2 separate regions of the Homo sapiens genome follow, and region 1 is linked to region 2. A link is an interaction called in ENCODE POLR2A ChIA-PET data of the cell type or tissue named here. Cell type or tissue: PC-3. All regions are shown on one strand. Each heading gives the region's core, and the rest is flanking DNA. Links, peaks and the distances in the headings are about the cores only.

Evidence for each region. Peaks named below come from ENCODE experiments on the same cell type or tissue, not always from the same donor. Only the 100,000 strongest peaks of a DNase experiment are listed, where the experiment ranks them.
Region 1: POLR2A ChIA-PET joins it to region 2 with 11 read pairs; 2 of 35 experiments call an interaction of 5 or more read pairs at or near these places.

What each region holds. Positions count from the first base shown.
Region 1 is chr1:215,276,378-215,286,696 of GRCh38, reverse strand. No RefSeq gene overlaps it. Among named protein-coding and RNA genes, the nearest start is that of KCNK2, 200 kb to the right of the region's middle. In PC-3, for the core only: no CTCF peak of the experiment used is centred there; a DNase peak (open chromatin) is centred at 3,936.
Region 2 is chr1:215,200,763-215,211,081 of GRCh38, reverse strand. All of the region lies in intron 6 of KCNK2 (potassium two pore domain channel subfamily K member 2), which reads right to left. Among named protein-coding and RNA genes, the nearest start is that of KCNK2, 120 kb to the right of the region's middle. In PC-3, for the core only: no CTCF peak of the experiment used is centred there; no DNase peak of the experiment used is centred there.

The DNA.
Region 1 (10,319 bases), core at 1,955-6,954, 77 kb before region 2:
GTAGTTTGTAGAATAAAACTGACATTTATTTAAAATCTAAGTTTACACAGTCTGTTACTGAAATCTCTGCATGTACTAGAGATATTCATTAGTGATTTCAGATTATCTGGGCAAACACACACTGCTAGGGGGATCAGCCGTAACCATTTGTGACTTGGAGAATCTTTGGTTAAAAATGGCTGCTATCTTAAATGTGTTTAGAATTATTCAATGTTTAACAATGGAAAAGTTCCATTGCAAAATTTATCACAAGTTGGTTGAGATTCATGGAAAAAAATATTTTCATTGAACAGAAAAGTGATGGGAAAATTTTCAAGGTAGGACATTAGCGATACACATAATGCGGGAGATTAACAAACACCAACACAGGAGCTTCTGTTAGCGTTGAGCAGCGATGATAACAACAGAAAACTCATCTCAAAGCAAGAAATAATCTAAGCAGAAAAGTGATAATTCGCTACTATTTTTCTACTATATAAATGCTTTATTCTGTTCAATTGTGTGGAAAATCACATTAATGTGTTGTTTGGTTCTTTATTTTTTTAAATTTTTGTGGGTACATAGGTGTGTATATTTATGGGATACATGAGATGTTTTGATACAGGCAGGCAATGTGAAATAAACACATCATGGAGAAGGGAGTATCCATCCCCTCAAGCATTTATCCTTTGAGTTAAATGTGTTGTTTAAGTGAATATAATTTCTATTTTCCTCAGAGAAGAATTAGTTGAGTAAAAACATCTCGTGTGCTCACTGCACCAATTACATCTGTAACTACATCAGTGATATATGTCTTGGAAATCATTCACCTGGCTAGAAACATGGGGGCTAAATCAACAGAACTTCAGATATTCTTTCAGCTCTAGAATTTTCTGATCATGCTGAAAAATTGGCAGATCTGCCTGGTCTATGTACAGGAAAGAGTGAGGCTTTATGGGAATAAACCCTTGTTTTTAAAGTCATTAAAGCTATAGGTCTTGAAGAATTTTGTGAATTCCAAAAACAACATGTGGCCCTGCTTCTATGAGACAGATGAGGGCATTTTATTATCTTAGAGAAAAGGCAGCAGTTGATGGCTTCCTGTGGGTATAAGTTATTCCTTGGGAATCAGGACAAGACTCAAAGGCCTATTAATTTCCATAGATACATACATCCTGTCCACTCACGCACATGCATAAGAGTAATTAAAGTTTTGAGTGGAAAACTCTTTACCACATGGGACACAAATACGATGTTGAGACCAAGTACATGGAATATATACTCAAACATTTGGTTATAATTAGCCCTAACTAGCATATAATAAAAATACATTCAAGGAACTAGGGTGCGTGCTGAGCTGAAAGCTGATAGTTCTTTAAAGTTCTGTTCTATTATTAAATTTCTTCCTCTTTCATATTAAACTTCAATTAAATAGTCTCATTGGTTCATTGGAGTAGGTTTCCATTCAAAATGAACATTTGTCAACAGATACATTTATAAACAGCTGTGGTTTTCTTTGGGTATATACAGTGTCATTATCCAGACCATCTGGCCATTCTATGATGGTGTTTCTTATTTGAGCTCTCTCTCTGACATAATAATTTGTCATCTTCAGTCTGCCTCATTTCTTCAGACAGACCTTCTCCTGCTCTCACACCTCATGAAACAACAAAAACAACAACAAAAAGCAATAAATTATAAAGGTTACAGGAGGTGAATAGATATTTCTAAAGGTCACTGAATGGCCTGATAATTCTTCTTTTTTCCTCTTTTTACGATTAAATGGAGCCTGATTAGAGAGAAAGGTCAATTTAAAAACAGAGCAATGCAATATTAATATTTTTAAAAGAAATTGTTTCCAAATATAAATATTTGCTGGAGTTTATTTGTCTGATTTATTTGTTTCTTTAATTTTAGAATCCTTGGCCAGTTCTCAAATGATTAAGAAAAAACAGTTTTATTTTTCCAGGGCTTATCATGCTAGCCCATGCTTTTCTTACCAGCAATTTTAGTCAGAATGATATAACCATGGAAAGAAAATGAGAGGGGAGTGAATGTGTTTGCCTTAAAAGCTCCATAAATGAGCAATATAAGAACCTAAAAGTATGTACTTTACCTATGCAGAGATAAAGAGCAAATAAATGTTTAAAATGCAGGAAGTTATATGGAAGTGGCATTTTTAATGAATATGAGCCAAATATAAGCCAAGTGTATTGGTAGTCAAAGAAATATGAAAACAAAAATTTAAGTCACATTCTTATCTTATTATGAACATATAAATTATTAAACTTTGGTTGTCAAAATTATGTATAAATTTTAAATAAAATTATATTAGGAAACAAAATATTGAATATGAAATAAGAGATTCTTATTTCCAAAGTGTGGACTGAGGTTATCAACGACCTAGAAAACCCAGCAGGGCAGCTTGATCACTGTAGAAAACTAAAACATAAATAAGCAAATTAGAACTTTCAGCCTTCCCAATGTCAGTGAACATTCGCCGTCTGTAACATCAGTGGAATGAGTTTGACAAAAAATGGCAAGACTTTATTTAAAGGAATAATTGATGACATGGAAGAAACAAAGGAAACAGAAAATACTTACAGGTAAATGAGCTCTGTGAAACTGCACACCTACTGTATATAATTATTCAAATAACCAAATACTGTTTTCTAACTTTTATATTATTAAAAAAATTTTTATTCTTAAATTACTTGTTAAATGAATTATTTAGGACACAAAAATATGTTATAAGAGATAAATAAGGAAGAGTTGAAATTATTGGTAATTCTTTCAAAGCTCCATGAAAGCAATGTAGGTGCTGAAAATGTTTAGCATTGTCTTTGTGAATAATGTCTTGTGTAAAAATTTACACTATGAAAATAATCATCAAAGGCTGCTAACATCACAAAAAGAGGGACAACCAGACATCATGTATCTTCTAATGGGGCAAAACACCACCTAAGAAGTAATTTTGCCTGAAAGAAAATTGAACCTGACACTGATTTAACTACTCCAACTGTCTAATAACTTAAATGAAATATAGAGGAAAGAGACAACGGTAGAATGACACCCATGGGTGATGCAATCAGAAAAATTCAGACTGTGAAGAATTCTATAGGACAAAATACAGTCCCTTTAACCAAAAGAAAAAAGGAATAGAGATATCAGAGGAGTATATATAGATTTTAAAATATTTAGGAAATATCCCAATAAAATACAATGTATAGACCTAATTTGGATTTAGAAGCAAAAAATATATTATAGAACTATAAGATAGCTGGGTATTCATGATATTTTGGAATTTTAATTTTGTTAGATGCAATATGACATCGTGATTATATTTTCAAATGATTTCATATATTTTATAGATGCATACTGAAATGTTTAGAGATAATATGCTGTATAGAATTTTCTTTAAAATAATTTGAGATAGGGGCTAAGTAGGTAGGGAAGAGATAAGATTGTCCATTACTTGAAAATTGCTAACAGTATATGTGATTTTCTTTTATACACGAAGGAAATTCTTCATATTAAATATTTTGTGAAAGAAGTGACTGGTCATGTAAGAGAAATACCATTATACCACATTCTCTTTAACATAGAGTATTATTTTTAATATACAAATTTAATATACAAAAAACTAAACAATATTATAATGTAATTTTAAAGACCTTAAAGAAACTTACTCACTTTGAAAACCAGTGCATGACTTGCTGCAAACAACAATGAAATAGTGACAACATCTAAAAACGTCAAAAAATTATTTTGCTGTTATTAATTTAAAAGAATAAATAGAAAGTTAACAAAAGATGAAGTGATAAGAAGCTAAGGTAGTTTAATGATTGTCTCTTCAGACAATAGAAATGAAATGGAAGAAAAGCTTTTCACTCACTAGGGCTATAACTCTGCACATCTCTGAATCATTCTCTTCAGGAATGCATCTCTCCTAATCTAAGAGGAAATCATCAGGAAGGAAATGACACAGAAACTTTTCAAATGCTTTCAGGATGTTCGCATCTAGATTCCATAAAATACCTTACCAACTCCTCTGTTCTGTCAATGGTATCACCATTCTCTTAGTCCACAGACTTGAAATCGTCCGATAATTTTGGATCCTTCCTTTTTTTTTCAACTGCAATTGCAGTCAGTGAACAAGTCCTGATGAACCTTGTTTGTCAATGGGTCATGTATTGCCCTCTTTTTCCACCTTTACTTTCTAAACTTCACATCTGGCTCCTATTTAATAGTTGAATCCTCACAGTACTTAACTGACAGCCTAGTCTTCCTAAAATGCTGATTTCATCACATCATCCTATACTGAAGAAACTCCAGTAGTCCCCTCTGATGTCAAACTATATTTCTTTGCCTGGCTGTCCACATTCTCCTAGATTTGTCCCCGAGTTATGGATAGATTTTGCTTCCTTCCACCCTGAAGTTTTGATCTATACTCCAGTTCCACTCTTCACCCTTCTCCACTCTTCTCTTGTCACCTGGATGTCTATTTTACATGACTCGCTTGTCCTCTACCTATTGAATTTGGGACTTCTAGGTTAAATAAACCCTAAGTCAAAGGACTTCTGGGTTAAATAAAACTAAAGACATTTAAAAGATATTTGCCTTTAAAATAAACTGGAAGAAAACGAAACCAATTAGTTTTCTCTCTGTCCTAACTAGAAACACAGTAAATTATATAGAATCTCCAAGTAAAGGGGAACATAAAAGTTATAAACTCCAATCACTTTCCAAAGCTAAATTCTTCCTTAGCGTAGTCTCTAGCTTATGTTCCCTTTTTCTCCCTCAAGAAATTCTTTCCAAGTTTTGGCAGTTTTCAGTTTTTGAAAGTTTTTTCTTATGTCAAACTTTCTATCTTCCCAGAGTTATGTCCATCGCAATCCTATGTGCTACTTGGAACCTTTATGACAGCACTTCAAATATTTTATGACAGCTATTACTTTGCCTACTTTCTCTAGGCTGGAGATTTCCAATTTTTAAAACTGTGCCTGAAAGAACATTGTTTTTCAGACCAGTAAATTTCCTGACCCACAGAGCCTGTTGACCAAGCCTTCCCTATAGCAGTCACGCTACCTGATGAGAGCTCCATGCTTCATATATGTCACAGGTGCCTGGCTCCTCTGTCATATGTGAGCTCCTTAAAATCAGTGACTGTGTCTTTTTCCTGCTTGTATTCTGAGTGTTTAGTCCCAGTTACTAGTGTTTTCGTTTATTTATTTTTTAAAAAAACATAAATGGATGGATCATAGTTATTTCCCCTTTTAATGCTTTTAGTGTGTTTCTCCTCTCAGAAATGAACTCAATAGTTCAAGTGAAGTCTGACCAGTATAGTGAGGATTGGAGCCTTCCTTGTTCAAGATAGAATATCACACTTCTTAGAATGCAGCTAGAGATTACATCAGCATGTTTTCTTCCAGCTATACCCACTATTTACTCATGTCAAATGAATTTTAAGTTAAAATCCAATTCATTTTTTTCATATTATATCAAATCATATATTCATAGTATATATTAGTGCAGAAGCATTTTTTATCCAAATATACAAAAATTGATGTCACTCATGGTAAATTTATTCTTACTGGATCTATCAAACCATGCTTTAAGAACATTCTGGATTCTGACATTATCGTCGTTTATGTTTGTTATCTCTCCTATTCTTGTTTGCTAGTTGTGAGCTAGTCCTCATAATCCTCTTTCCAATATATTGATAAAAGCATGTTTATTTATTTACTTATTCAGTGACTATTTATTCTGTATCTATGACATGTAAGCACTTTTCTAGGCACTGGGGAATTCATTGGTGAGTAAGAGACATGACCTCAGGCCTCATGCCACTTATATTCTAGGCCAGTGGTTTTCTAACTTTAACATGCATCAGATCAACCTAGAAGACTTGTTAAAATACATATCACTAACCTGGCCCCACCACCAAAGTTTCTGATTTAATAGGTCTGGTTTCCAGGGTCTTGGGGGAGGTGAGATTTTATATTTCCAGCAAGTTCCTAGATGCTGTTGATGTCGATAGTTCAGGGACCACACTTAGAGAATCACTGTTCTAGGGAGGGACATACATTTAAATGCCAAGGACTTAATTAAAAGTGAATGTGAGTTCACAGGACTGAAGACAGATCCTTGCCTATAGAATACTCCAAGGTTTATTTCATTCTATATGTTTGTGTCTAAAATAAAAACAATAGGTTGGCTTAATTAATTATGCTAAAAGAATGATCCAATATATTGAAGATGAGTAGAGGGCAAATTAATAGAAAATGAAACTTGTCTTAGATGAATTAATCAGTTGATTCAATTAAAATAAAATATTTAATATAATACGAGCTAGAGTGCTACTTATGCAGCTGGAGTGATTTTTTAAAATAGCAACTAATATACTAGATTGAATAATATAGTCTCAAGTATTTGGTTCAAAACTAGTAAATGTCTAATATTAATATAACTGTGAATAAAGAAATGAATGAATAAATAAGGATCAAAAAGTTAAGTGATTTTCTGAGTAGTGATCCATAGATAAGTGGCAGAATCTGAACTTGAACTCAAATCTTCACAAGAGAGCAGAGTCAATAGTACATTAAGAAAAGTAAAAGCTTATTTCAAAGTCACTATCTATCTCCTAGGTAGATATGAGTTACTAAAAGTTTGAGCACTTATTTTCACAACTGCTCTTAAGTTTAGGCACCCTGTGAGACATGAACAATGGTGCATCTGAATGTCTTGGAAAAAATCCCTAATCTCAGATCATTAACTATTGCTTGGATGAAAGCCAAAGAATTGTACAACCAGTACTGGCAGCTGTGATGTGGCAGATAGGCTTCTAGGAAAATTCACGGGCTGACCCAGCCAGCTAGGGCCTATTTGGTCTGTTGACATGTGCGCTCTCCACACTGACTGCTGAGCTGGAAGTGGACACTGAAGAGATGGGTGGGTGGGTTTTAAAGGTTCTAACTTAGGGCCCTTTCTGTAGCCTGTAGGCAGGTGTTCCGCTTCCAGAGTGATAAGTACACCATAGACCTACCACAATGGTTTGTTTGAACCACTCTTTGTGCTATTCTGGGGATGAGCCTAATAAATTATAAATCACACTTACTAGTGAGCTAAAATATGCCTACACAATGTCAAAACCTCTGGTGTTTATTAGCTCATCAGATGAATGGTTCAGCTTCCAAGCACTGAAATGGCTCTGGCTTCTTATATCAATGACTTTGAATTTTTCACCTGGAAACTTACTTTGGTTTGTTTTAGTCTATGTCTATTTTGGGCCCAGTAATAATTATTACTCCATTATTTTATAAATATTTATTTACCCTATTAGTGTCCATGTTCCCCCAAGGATGAAGGCTACATATTTTATACTATTTAGTTTAAAGTCAAATGAAATCAATTTTAGTTAAGAGTCTTATACCATTGACTGAAAAGGCTTGAAAGACTCCGGATAGTCTACACATTCAGAGCAAGAAGCTGGGGTTTGTATAAATAGTGACAAAGCAGGCTGCTATGGACTGAATCATGCGTCCCCCCATTCATATGTTGAAGCCTTAACTTCCAATGATGTGATGAGTACTTGATTTGGAGATAGGGATTTTAGGAGATAATTAGTTTTAGATGAAGTTCTGAGGGTGGGTCCCCTATGATGGGATTGGTGCCCTTCACTAATCTAAGAAGAGACACCAGGCACAGCATGGTTGCTCATGTCTGTAATCCCGATACTTTGAAAGGCCAAGGTGGGAGGAACGCTTGAGGTAAGGAGTTTAAGACTAGTCTGGGCAAAATAGTGAGACCACAGTTCTACAAAAATAATGAAAAACAAAACGAAACAAACAAAAGGTTGCCCAGACATGGTGGTTCGCACCTGTAATCCTAGAATTTTGAGAGGCCAAGGTGGGTGAATCACTTGATGCCAAGAACTTGAGACCAGCCTGGCCAACATGATGAAACCCTGTCTCTACTAAAAATATAAGAATTAGTCAGGGGTGGTGATGCACGCCTGTAATCTCAGCTACTAGAGAGGCTGAGGCACAAGAATCACTTGAATCTGGGAGGTGGAGGCTGCAGTGAGCCAAGATCGCAACATTACACTTCAGCCTGGGCATAGAGTGAAACTTTGTTTCAAGTAAAATAAAATAAAATAAGATAAGATAAGATAAAATAAAATATAAAATAAAATAAAATAAAATTGTAGTTGAAGACACACCAGAGAGGTTAGTCTTGCTGTCTCTCCCACTCACCCTCACTCCCACCTCCTCAGCCCCCTACTCCCACACTCCCACCATGTGACAGCATCTATAAGCCAGGAAGAGTGCCCCCACCAAAACCCAACCATGGTGGCATCTTGATCTTGGACCTCTAGCTCCAGAATGGTGAGAAAATAAATTTATGTTGTTTAAGCCACGCAGTATATGTCAGCCTGAGCTGACTAAGACACAGGCAAAGTGTTTTAAATGAAACTTTTGGATGAATTAAACTGTCTCCACTAATAACATTCTTACAATTTTTCTGCAAATGATACGACTCAATTTAACTTTTTTAAGACTCATTTTACTGGATGTTTGGTCACTGAGAAGTCATGAGTTGATTATTTTATTGTATGACATTGCAGGTATAACCTATTAAAATAACAAGATGACTCTAAATGACTTTTGATGCGGTTACAAACTCATCAACAGCAAGAAAATAGTGGAAAATTCATATCCCTTCTCTTTTCTTCTGCAAGAAAATCATTGAAATTCAGAGCAATGCCCGGAATCATGATTAACTAAGTTGGATGTGCCATTCTTAGAGTATATAATTTGAAATGCCACACATACTCCACCAAACTACAGCTGTATCTTAATAGAACGTGATAGCAAGCTAAATTGTGTATAAGATTCTGAGGGCTTAGGAGGATCTGATTGGCAGAGAACCAAACAAAGCCATCCTCTGAGTCAGTCAGATGTTCAGATTTCCAGTAAAGGTTCCACAAACAACTACCCAAATGCATTGACAGTCAACTGCCAAAACAACAGCTTCTCTTTTTTTTCCAAAGCAGTACTTGTGTACAATCCATAAACAAACTGTCAAAGATGTTGTACATCTGGACGACACAGTTGCAAAGTTAATTTTGGTTGGAAGAAAACTACATCCCTGGTTTTCATTTGAGTGGAATTTTGATCAGGGAAAGAATTATATTGTGGGCATTTCTAATGTTTCTAAGGACACGTGCAATAGTGCCACAAGCTGCCAAACACAGAGGATTCTGATAAATAAAATTAACCCTTTGAGTGAAGTCTAGGAAACAGTGAAGGCTTCAACTCATGGACTGTTTAGCTTCATGGACCAGCAAGTATCCCGGAGCATTCGACATCACATTATAGACTTGAAAGTTCAAGATTCATATTACAAAAATAACTTTCTTCTTATGTATGTATGTTTTCTAAAAATTAGATAGGTGTCTACTAAGTGGATGATGCTACCTAGTGCATGAGAAATACTGAGTAGTTTCTCTTGCCTTACAGGATTGTGGTAAGTTTTGTACTCTTAGAAGGAGTAACCACCATTATCAAAATAGTCAAAGTCCTCTAGCACCTTTGCTGATGCAGAGCACTTAGGGCATTAAACCTCTCTAATATTTCTTTCATTCCTGATATTATTGAGATTCATCTAAATCCAGTGTCTCCAGGAAATGACAGAGAGTCAAACATCTCTTCCCATCTGAGTCCTTTTCAAAATAAAAAAAAAAAATAACCATGTGCATAATGACAGGACTCACTGAAGAGTAATTATAAGTGTGGAGAAAGAAAAAAGTGAATAACTTTCATGATATTGCACAACTGAACCCATATAAAAGCCAGATTCTTTCCACCATGTTCTTAATCTTTCCCACTTCTCCCCTGAGTAGGTTATGGTCAACTGCATAATACAGCTGCCTTCTATTCTGTTGTTGCAATGGGCTCTTGATAGTTTCCATCTGCAGTCTGGACCACCTCTGAAGTCTACTCAGTTCAGATTACCACCGAACAAAGTGTCTGAGGTTCTTTCAACACTCAACTATCAGGTTCACCCAAGAATATCTGTCCTAGCAGCCTTCATCACCATTCTAAAAGAAGTGGCCTTCCACTTCCATACAGTTGAGTAAAATATTTATATAACCTGGGCTCAAGATCCTGACTTAAAATATGAGTAAAGTCAACAACAAAAAAAAGGTTATAAATGGATGAATTGGAGAAACTATTTATTTTTACAAGGATTGAAAACTTGGCCAAAGAATCACCACAATTATCCTAAATAATAATAACTCCTAGTATAATCACTGTATACAACTTGTTTAATAAATT
Region 2 (10,319 bases), core at 3,179-8,178:
ATGATACGACTCATGTTTCAAAGGATTATTCTGGTGTCTTTGTTGAGAACAGACTTTACATAAAGCAAAGGTGAAAGCTAGGAGGTCTCTGTAATAATCTAGAGTGAGCTCATGGTGGCACAGGAAAAAATGATGAAACAAGTGAGAAGTGATTGGATTCTGGATACATTTTCAGATCACTGTTGAAGGGCAACTTGATAGATGAAATGTAAAACAGGAAGAGAGATAAGTCGGGGTAGTACCTTCTTTATGCAATTTTCTCCAGTTCACCCAGTTAAATTTAGTAATTATCATTTTTGTGCACCATTGCATGTAAAGCATATTCTGTATATCTCTATTACCGTATCTACCCTGTAGTGATTATTAGTACATGCTTATATACTCCCTTGTACCTATAAATTTCTCCTTGAGGGAGAATGCTACTCTCTCTCTATATATATATAAAACTGTATTCCCAATACCTAGTAAAATGCCTGACACATCATAGACAATCAAACCATGTCTATGAACAAACAAATCAATGAGTACTCCTGGAATGAAATAATTAGTGCTATGCATCTTTTCATAACAGTCCTCAACTTGCAAATCAGAGACACTATTCAGCAAAATCATTATTTTTTCTGTAGTCAGACTATACTGACTTTTGTTGAACTTGTGTAGTTTGCATACTGCACTTCATGAAGCTTCAAAATAGGAAAGCAATTCTTACCCTGCCCTGCTTATATATGACCTTGTTGCCTTGCCTGTTCATTCAGAATCATGTACTGAACATGAAACAGTAGTTATTAAACCAAAGTTGTGTTTAAGTTAAATCCATTCATCAGGTTCTCAAAGTGTGGTAGAAATGACACAAATGAGAGCTAAGATGAATTTATACACATACATATGTGTGTACACACACATATATGTACATACACACACTATATACTATATGTACTATATATTTATAGTGTATATTTATATATAGTATGTATAGTACATATATATTTATATATAGCATATCTATAGTGTATTTGTATAGTGTGTGTATATATATATTATATATATTATATATAATATATATTATATATTATATATAATATATATTATATATTATATATAATATATATAATATATATAAAATATATTTTCCTATTTTGAAGCTTCATGAAGTGCAGTATGCAAACTACACAAGTTCAACAAAAGTCAGTATAGTCTGACTAATATGTACATATTTTATATATATTATATATGTTATATAATATATATTTTATATATAATATATATTTATATATATTATATATTTTATATATAATATATATTTATATATATTATATATTTTATATATAATATATATTTATATATATTATATATTTTATATATATTATATATTTTATATATTATATATTTTATATATAATATATATTTTATATATTATATATTTTATATATAATATATATTTTACATATAATATATATATTATATATATTATATATTTTACATATAATATATATTTTATATATAATATATATATTATATATATATTATATATATTTATATATATATTATATAATATATATATTATATTTTATATATATTATATATTATATATATGTATTATATATAATATATATTATATATAATATATAATATATATTATATATTTTATATTATATATATTATATATAATATATGCATATTTTATATATAATATATATATTTTATATATAATATATGCATATATTATATATAATATATATATTATATATATAAAAATATGTGTATATTTCATATATATAATATATATTATATATAAAATATGTGTATATTTATATATTTTATATATAAGATATGTGTATATTTATATATATTTTATATATAAAAATATGTGTATATTTTATATATATATATTTATAACTAGATATCATAAAAAATGCCCTCACTAAAAGAAATAGCTTCTCAAGAATAGGCAACAGGGCCAGGCGCAGTGGCTCACACCTGTAGTCCCAGCACTTTGGGAGGCCAAGGCAGGTGGATCGCTTGAGGTCAGGAGTTTGAGACCAGCCTGGCCAACATGGTGATACCCCATCTCTACTAAAATACAAAAATTAGCTGGGCGTGGTGGCAGGTGTCTGTAATCCCAGCTACTATGCATGCCGAGACAGGAGAATTGCTTGAACCCAGGAGGCGGAGGTTGTAGTGAGCCAAGATGGTGCCACTGCACTCCAGCCTGGTCCACAGAACGAGACTCCATCTCAAAACAAAACAGAAGAATAGGCAAAGGGAAATTGAAGGGGCCACTGACATATTACAAACTTTGACATTCGTGAGAAATTCCTTGAAAAAAATCATCATATTTATACTCACAGTTTCCAATTTTGAAAATGGATTTCTTTATATAGTAAGATATCCCAATAAACTTTATTTTCTACCTAGCTTTAGGGCAATATTTCATACGTAGCATTTTTCTCAGAAGATACTCAAGGGCTTGCTGATGTCGGGAGCTTATGAAAATAGCAAAACTAGAGTGGTTATGAACAAACAGCTGCAAGATGTGAGAAGCATTTTTGTTGTTTTTGTTTTGTTTTTAAACTTTTATTTTAGGATGGGGGATGCATGTGAAGATTTGTTACATAAGTAAACATGTGGCATGGGGATTTGTTGTACAGAATATTTCATCACCAAGGTATTAAGCCCGGTACCCAATAATTATCTTCCTGTTCCTCTCCCTTCTCCCACCCTCCCCCTTCAGGTAGGCCCCAGTGTCTGTTGTTTCCTTCGTGTTCATAAGCTCTTATCAGTTAGCTCCCATTATAAGTGAGAACATGCAGTATTTGGATTTCTGTTCCTGCGTTAGTTTGCTAAGGATAATATCCTCCAGCTCCATCCATGTTCCCACAAAAGACATAATCTCATTCTTTTTTATGGCTGTGTAGTATTCTATGGTGTATATGTATCCATTCTGTCATTGATGGGCAGTTACATTGATTCCATGTCTTTGCTATTGTGAATAGTGTTGCAGTGAACATTCACTTGCATGTGTTTTTATAATAGAATGATTTATATTCCTCTAGGTATATACCCAGTAATGGGATTGCTGGGTCAAATGTTATTTCTGCTTTTAGCTCTTTGAGGAATTGCCACACACTGCTTTCCACAATGATTAAACAAATTTACAATCCAACCAACGGTGTGTAAGTGTTCCTTTTTCTCCATGACTTAACCAGCATCTGTTGTTTTTTGACTTTTCAATAATAGCCATTCTGACTGGTATGAAATAGTATCTAATTTTGCTTTTGATTTGCATTTCTCTAATGATCAGTGTTTAACTTTTTTTCCATATGCTTGTGTTGCTGTTTAATTAAAGGTGAAAAACCAGACATTTTAGGAATCCAAAATAACTTGATATGCTGGATGGGAGCTAGAATTTATCAGTGTAGTAAAACCTCCTTCATTATGAAAGTGACTACTTTGGTGAGCGTATTTGTTTATTTATTTGCTTGTTTACTCACAGACATGTAAGTCAAGTACCTGTCCACCATTCTTGGGAACAACCTTACATAAGGAAACAATTCAAATGCATGTGCTTCAGACTAAGACAGCCAGTGTCACAGTTAATCATTTAAAACAGCAGTCCCCAACTTTTTGGCACCAGGGGCCGGTTTCATGGAAGATAACTTTTCCACGGACAGAGCTGGGGGAATGGTTTCAGGATGAAACACTTCCACCTCAGATCAACAGGCATTAGATTCTCATAGGGAGTGTGCAGCATAGGTCTCTCGTGTGCACAGTTCACAATAGGGTTCCCGCTCCTATGAGAATCTAATGCCGCCACTGATCTGACTGGAGGCAGAGCTCAGGCAGTAATGCTCACTCACCCACCGTTCACCTCCTGCTGTGCGGCCTGGATCCTAACAGACCATGGACCAGTACTGGTCTTCAGCCCAGGGGTTGGGGACCCCTGATTTAAAAAGCTATCTCCATTTGGGGGAGAGTATGTTTGCACATACATTATCATTGTGTCAACTGGTCTGCTAATGTGGCCTCTATACCACAGGGGAGGGGATATCCAATAGAATGAATTTGTCTGGAGCGGTAAGCAGAGCCCTATAAGTATTGAGAAGTGAAATGGCCAAGAGGAAATTCTTTAAGAAGATAGCCAAGAGATTCTAGAAGCAGCACTGTCTGATTACCAAGCATGGAGTTTTTATTTTCTGCTCTGTAATTCCCTTAAATTATCTGCAGGACTTCTATAAAGTTATAATCTGTTTCAGCCTTATATTAACTGTGTTATAGGGAATAAAGTGAGGGATCAATATGCATTATTAGAATGTCATGGCCCCAGAGAGAGCTTCAGCAGCAGGAGAAGCAGTTATGATGTGCTCACGTGAACAAAGAAGAGGGAAACCTGGAGTGACAGTCTTAGAGGGACACATGACAAGTCTAAAAGGCAGAGATTTGTGTAACATGCAGATGCAACACATTGGTCTGTGGAGTTGAGACGCAATAATTATTCCATAGTCTGTATGTAATCAGAACAGGATTTTGAAAAGTTTTAGTTAACTAATGAATAAAGAAAATATAACATAGATGTGTGGCTAAATATGATTTTCCATAATGTAAAGGTTATAATCTAGTGTGAATAGATTTTATAGTACTTGGAAATATGAGTTTCAAATATATTTCCTTAGAATATTACATTGAATCATGTGAGACTGTGATTCTTAAGGTCAAAAACAGCTGAATGTCAATAATTTCACACAGTTCAACTTAATAAATTTCAAAAATAATATTATATAAGAGTATTCTACTCTTCCATATCTGAATGCTTTGATATGCATTGATTTTTTGAAAACACATTCAGTTCAATATTTCTTCTTATGGAAATTTTACATACAAAACCGATTCAGCATCACTGGACTCAATCTTATATGAGTATATAGAATCAGAAACAGAGGTAACAGTAAGGCTGAGAGCAGAAACTGCCTTTTTACAGGATCTGGTCTCTGGAATTTACAGCCCATGAAGGGTTTTCTTAAAAGGCTGGTTGCTCTATTTTACTTGAACTCTTACCTTGATGCTTCCGTTTTACTAAAACTACTAGTGAATCTTAAATAAGATAATGTAGATAATACACCTAAGCCTGTCAGAGATTTTGGAAGCTAAAATAAAACTTACCAAATATGAATGTGGCACATAAAGTCTAAATCTCCCAAATTATTATTTTAACTCTTTCCTTGAACAATACTATTATTAAAATAATAATATTATCCTTGTAATTGTGTCCTTGAATTAGACAAACAATGATTGGTGTGTTACCAAATTAATCAGGATAGCAAAGGTTATATAGAACAAATAGCCCCTTCATCTTAGTGGCTTAAGGCAACAAAGGTTAATCTCTTGTTCTGGCTAAATATCCACAACAAGTCAGCAGGGGACTCTGCTCATTGTAGTTACTCAGGGACCCAGGCTGACATGGCATCCATGATCTCCTATGGTAATTGTGCTGGAGGGCAAGAAGATCTTGAGGCACTCACAGATGCAATTAAATCTTCTTCCCAGCCGGACACAGTGGCTCACGCCTGTAATCCCAGCACTTTGGGAGGCCGAGGCGGGTGGATCACCTGAGGTCAGGTGGGGAGTTTGAGACCAGTCTGGCCAATATGGTGAAACCCCGTCTCTACTAAATACACAAAAATTAGCCGGGCGTGGTGGTGTGTGCCTGTAGTCCCAGCTACTTGGGAGGCTGAGGCAGAAAAATCGCTTGAACCTGGGAGGCAGAGGTTGCAGTGAGCCGAGATCATGCCACTGCACTCCAGCCTGGGCAACAGAGTGAGACTCTGTCAAAAAAAAATCTTCTTCCCATTCACTCATATGAATTCTGCCCACAAATCCTTGGCCAGATCTATTTATATGGTTAACCAAACACAAAAAAGAAGAGGAAGTAACAATCCTAATATGTATCTGGAAAGAGAGTCAAATGAAAATATTTCATGATCAATACTAATGACTAGCACTTTTGCTGGAGAAAGAATAGACATTCTACCTGGTTTTGAAATAAGAGATTGTATGTGTGCACATGCACACATGGGCACACATATACATGTATACACATGCATGTGAGTCGTTTATTAGAAGCTGTTCATTTGGTTCAAATCAAGTTTGAGGCAGGAGGAGCTAAATTCTCTTATTACAATTAGGGTCCCATCCACTGAAAGCTAAACAAATCATCATACTTTGTTGCAAAAGATGATTAAATAATCCCTGACTTGATTATTCAAAATGCCCCCTACTCTCAGTCCCAACCAATCATAAGCTAATATTCATTTAGAAAAAGCCATCTTAAAGAGGAACTAAAACCAAGTTCATTTTGATCTATGTTTGAAAACACATTTTCTTCTGTTCTCAGCAAACATAGCTTGATTTTTTGTAAAATGAGATTTTTTTAGCTCTGAATACAGGCAAGTGCAATACTTTGGTTTGCTGAAGAAAGTCCAAAAACAATTTTGAAAGCTAAGTTCATGGTGGCCACTTTTCCTAACACAAATTCTCAAAACAGGTAACAGTCTCGAAATAATCAAAAAAGAAAAATAATATTATATCTTGATGCACTAAATCCTCATAATGTGCTCTCTAGCTAAAGAAAATGAAATTACTTATAAAGAGCTTTGAGACAGAAACTATTAACTTATTTTCCTATTATTTACAAAGGAATAGAAAAAAAATTATTCTGAATTTCCATTACCAGATGACATTCTGTGAAATACATGAATCAAAAAAAAAAGTTACCATTTATACTGAGAATTCAACCTAAAATTTAAAAAAAAGGAAGAAAACAAAAGTAATCTTCCTGCACATTTTTATTTTTTTAAGAAAACATTGAGCTATTGCCTCTTAGTTTAATAAAAGGAAGAATCCAGACAGGGTCTACCTCAATAGAGACAGCAAGACACTAGAAAATGTGTGGGTCTAATTCAAGAAAAAAAAAAAATGAGCATGTGGGTAGATTTTAGGAACATTTAATGTAGAAACTAGTTCTTTTTTTTTTTTTTTTTTTTTTTTTTTGAGACGGAGTCTCGCTCTATCGCCCAGGCTGGAGTGCAGTGGCGCGATCTCGGCTCACTGCAAGCTCCACCTCCCGGGTTCACACCATTCTCCTCCCTCGGCCTCCCGAGTAGCTGGGACTACAGGCGCCCGCCACCGCACCCGGCTAATTTTTTGTGTTTTTAGTAGAGACGGGGTTTCATGGTGTTTGCCAGGATGGTCTCGATCTCCTGACCTTGTGATCTGCCCATCTCGGCCTCCCAAAGAGAAACTAGTTCTTTAAAAAGTCCATAGAATATCCAACATATTTGAAATTTCTATATTCATTTTTTTACTAGGCTATTTTGGTCTCTGGTTTTGTGATTAAATTCTAGCCATATACACACCCTCAATAGTTTTTGTTTGTTTGTTTATCTTTTCTTTTGTGTTTACTTATTATTTCAACCAGGTAAAATGTTTAGACCTATAAGCACTCATGATATTTTATGTTCTACATAGAACAATATATGATGATATTATATATATATATAGTCTTAAAACTTTATAAAATTGATTTGAGATAATTTGATATTAATTTATTCAGAAACCCATGTGGAAAGAAACAAGCATTCAGTAAGCATTCAGCCACATCACATACACTCCTCACCACATCGTCACAGCAAACTCATAAAGGAGGTACCATTACCTTAATTTTACCAAAAAAGAAATAGGGATTCAAAAGAGATTAGACATTTTGGTGATGTTTGCAGAGCTAGTAAATAGTTGAGATAGAATTAAATCTCAGTTCTGTTGGCCTCAAAACCCACTCACTTTTCGGAAATCATACAAATCATTTCTTTTCACTTGAAAGAATATAAAAATTTTAGGTTGATTTCACTGATCTATACCATAAATAATTAGTAACCAAATTAAATACAAAAATCCCTTCTCTGTAGTTACACAGTAACAGATGGGTAAGCCTTGGGCACAGGTTTCTGATGAGTCAGTATTACCCACATAAGGAGAAAAGAGGAAAGAAGGAGGAGAAAGGAGAGAGGAAGAGGGAAGGGAAGGAGGGAGGAGAAGAATGGGGGAGGATGGGAAGAAGTGAGATGAGAAGGCAGAGGCAGAAATAAATAATAACAACAACAGATAAGAAACATTGTGAGCACTTGGGAAGCAGCATAGCTAAAACGTTAAAAGGCTGGGCCATGGAGTCAAGTCATCTGAGTTCATTATTGATTCTTCCACTTTACTAGCTGTATAACCTTTCACAAGTCACTGTACCTGTGTGTGTTTCTGCTTCCTTATTAGCCATTATTATTTGACAGCTGTGCATTTTACATCATTCTCTCATTTAGTATTAAAAGGGAAATAACTTACAATGTATTCTAGAAGTGTTTCCATTTCTGAACGTCTTCAAGTCCTATTTCATTTTTAGTATACATTTTGACTTATTAAGGCCTTCCTGAAGTTAGAAGCACAAAGGTTCATACATGCAACATAATACTGAGGCTACATAGAGACATAATTAGGGTCTTGGTTCTGCAGAAATGACTGCTCATACAATTCACTTAGGAATTAGACATGTCTGGGCTTCTGGCAGTTAATGCTGCCTTCAAGCATAATTTAATTCTTGCCTTGTTTTATTCTCCTCTCCAATTGCCTATTTACTAAATAGACAATAACTTGCTGAACTCAGACTGTGACTAGAGAAAGAAAGAACTTTCTCCTTTGCTTGATTAGGCAGAGCCAACATTGACCAGCAGATGAACTTCAAATCTGATTGCTCTGACCTTTTCCCCATCACATAGTGAAGGACACCCCTCTCCCCGTGGGAAAGAGAAGACGGGTCTTTTGTGTATTCCTTAGTTTGAACAGCCCATTGTGACGCTTCCTGCTTCTATTTTATTTTATTCTTATCCTTTGGTCAAAGAAGAGTTACAAGTGTAAGACATAAACCTGAGAAATTTTACAGTCAATGAATAATATGCCCATAGTCCAATTTCAAGTAGTCATTTATAACTACTTGAATATCTCAGTAAGAGAACAATAACAACAAGAAACACTGCCAGAAAAATTGTACCAAACAGTATTGCCCCCCTGCCCTACAATATGATAGAAATCAAAGCAATAATTACAAAGTCTGATATATAGTCTGAAGATCAAAGAAAAGAAGGAAGGGAGTGATGGAGGGTGGGAAGAAGAAACAGAAAAGAAAAAAGTAAAAGCAGGCTACATTAAGAACTGATCTCCAATCAAAGACTAAGTACCTTCTTAGTCAAAGCTTCTTTTTCTAGCATTGGAGGAAGAAAAGTAAAAGCAAGCATTATAAAGATCAGTAAGCGAACACACCACCTACGCAATCCTCCCAATAAAGAGATGGACTTCAAACTACCACAGATGAAGAGTTACTCCCAGCACCCAATACAGCACTCATCACATAGTAAGAACTTAATAGCACTTTTTGAATGAATTAATAATTTAGGAACTCAACATTAAATAATTCTAATTCCTAACTGGTCTCCATGCCATGGCTCAATTCCCCAGGGCACCATTCATATGGATTTCTATTAGTCATGCTCCAAGGGCTCCCATTTCCATAAAAACACTGTGACTGTTGCCCTTTGAAATTGTGTTTTATGTGGCCGGAACTATCTTAAGATATAGCTACTGTATTGCACCCATGCCAGGGAACAAGATTTACATTGCTTTCTACAAGAGTGGTGCATCAGGAGCACAACCTAATGGGGAATTCTAGTTACTTTATTCATCGATTTTATGTTATTATGTTAGCCTTTTCTTGGATTCTTTTTCTTCACCATTTTCTTTAGCCAATATGATCTACCACTGTAACCATCTTCCTCTCTTCAAAACCTCGATGCCTTTGCCTTTCCAACAGACCCAACCACAAATCAATTTATTTAACTACATTATTTGCTAAATAGTCTCCACATCCCACACCTTAAGTGAAGGTGTTACTCCAGGTTCTGTTTTTACCTCCACTATTGACTAACTTTACGAATCTTCATTAGGTGAATTCGTCTATATTCACAGCTCTCAGGTAGTGATGGCCCCAAACTATCTTCCCAGCTTTAATTTCTCCTACATTCCAGGCACGCAGATGCAATTTTCTAGAATTTAACTACCTGGATATCGGCTACGTCTGCAATCACAACATGTCCAAAATAAAACTATCTCATTGCTCCAATTTACGCAAAATCTCTCATTTTCCAGCATTCTGTAATCCCACCCAAAGTTAGAATTATGGATGTCATTCTCCTTTTCTCTTTATTGTGCACAATTAATGGGTTACC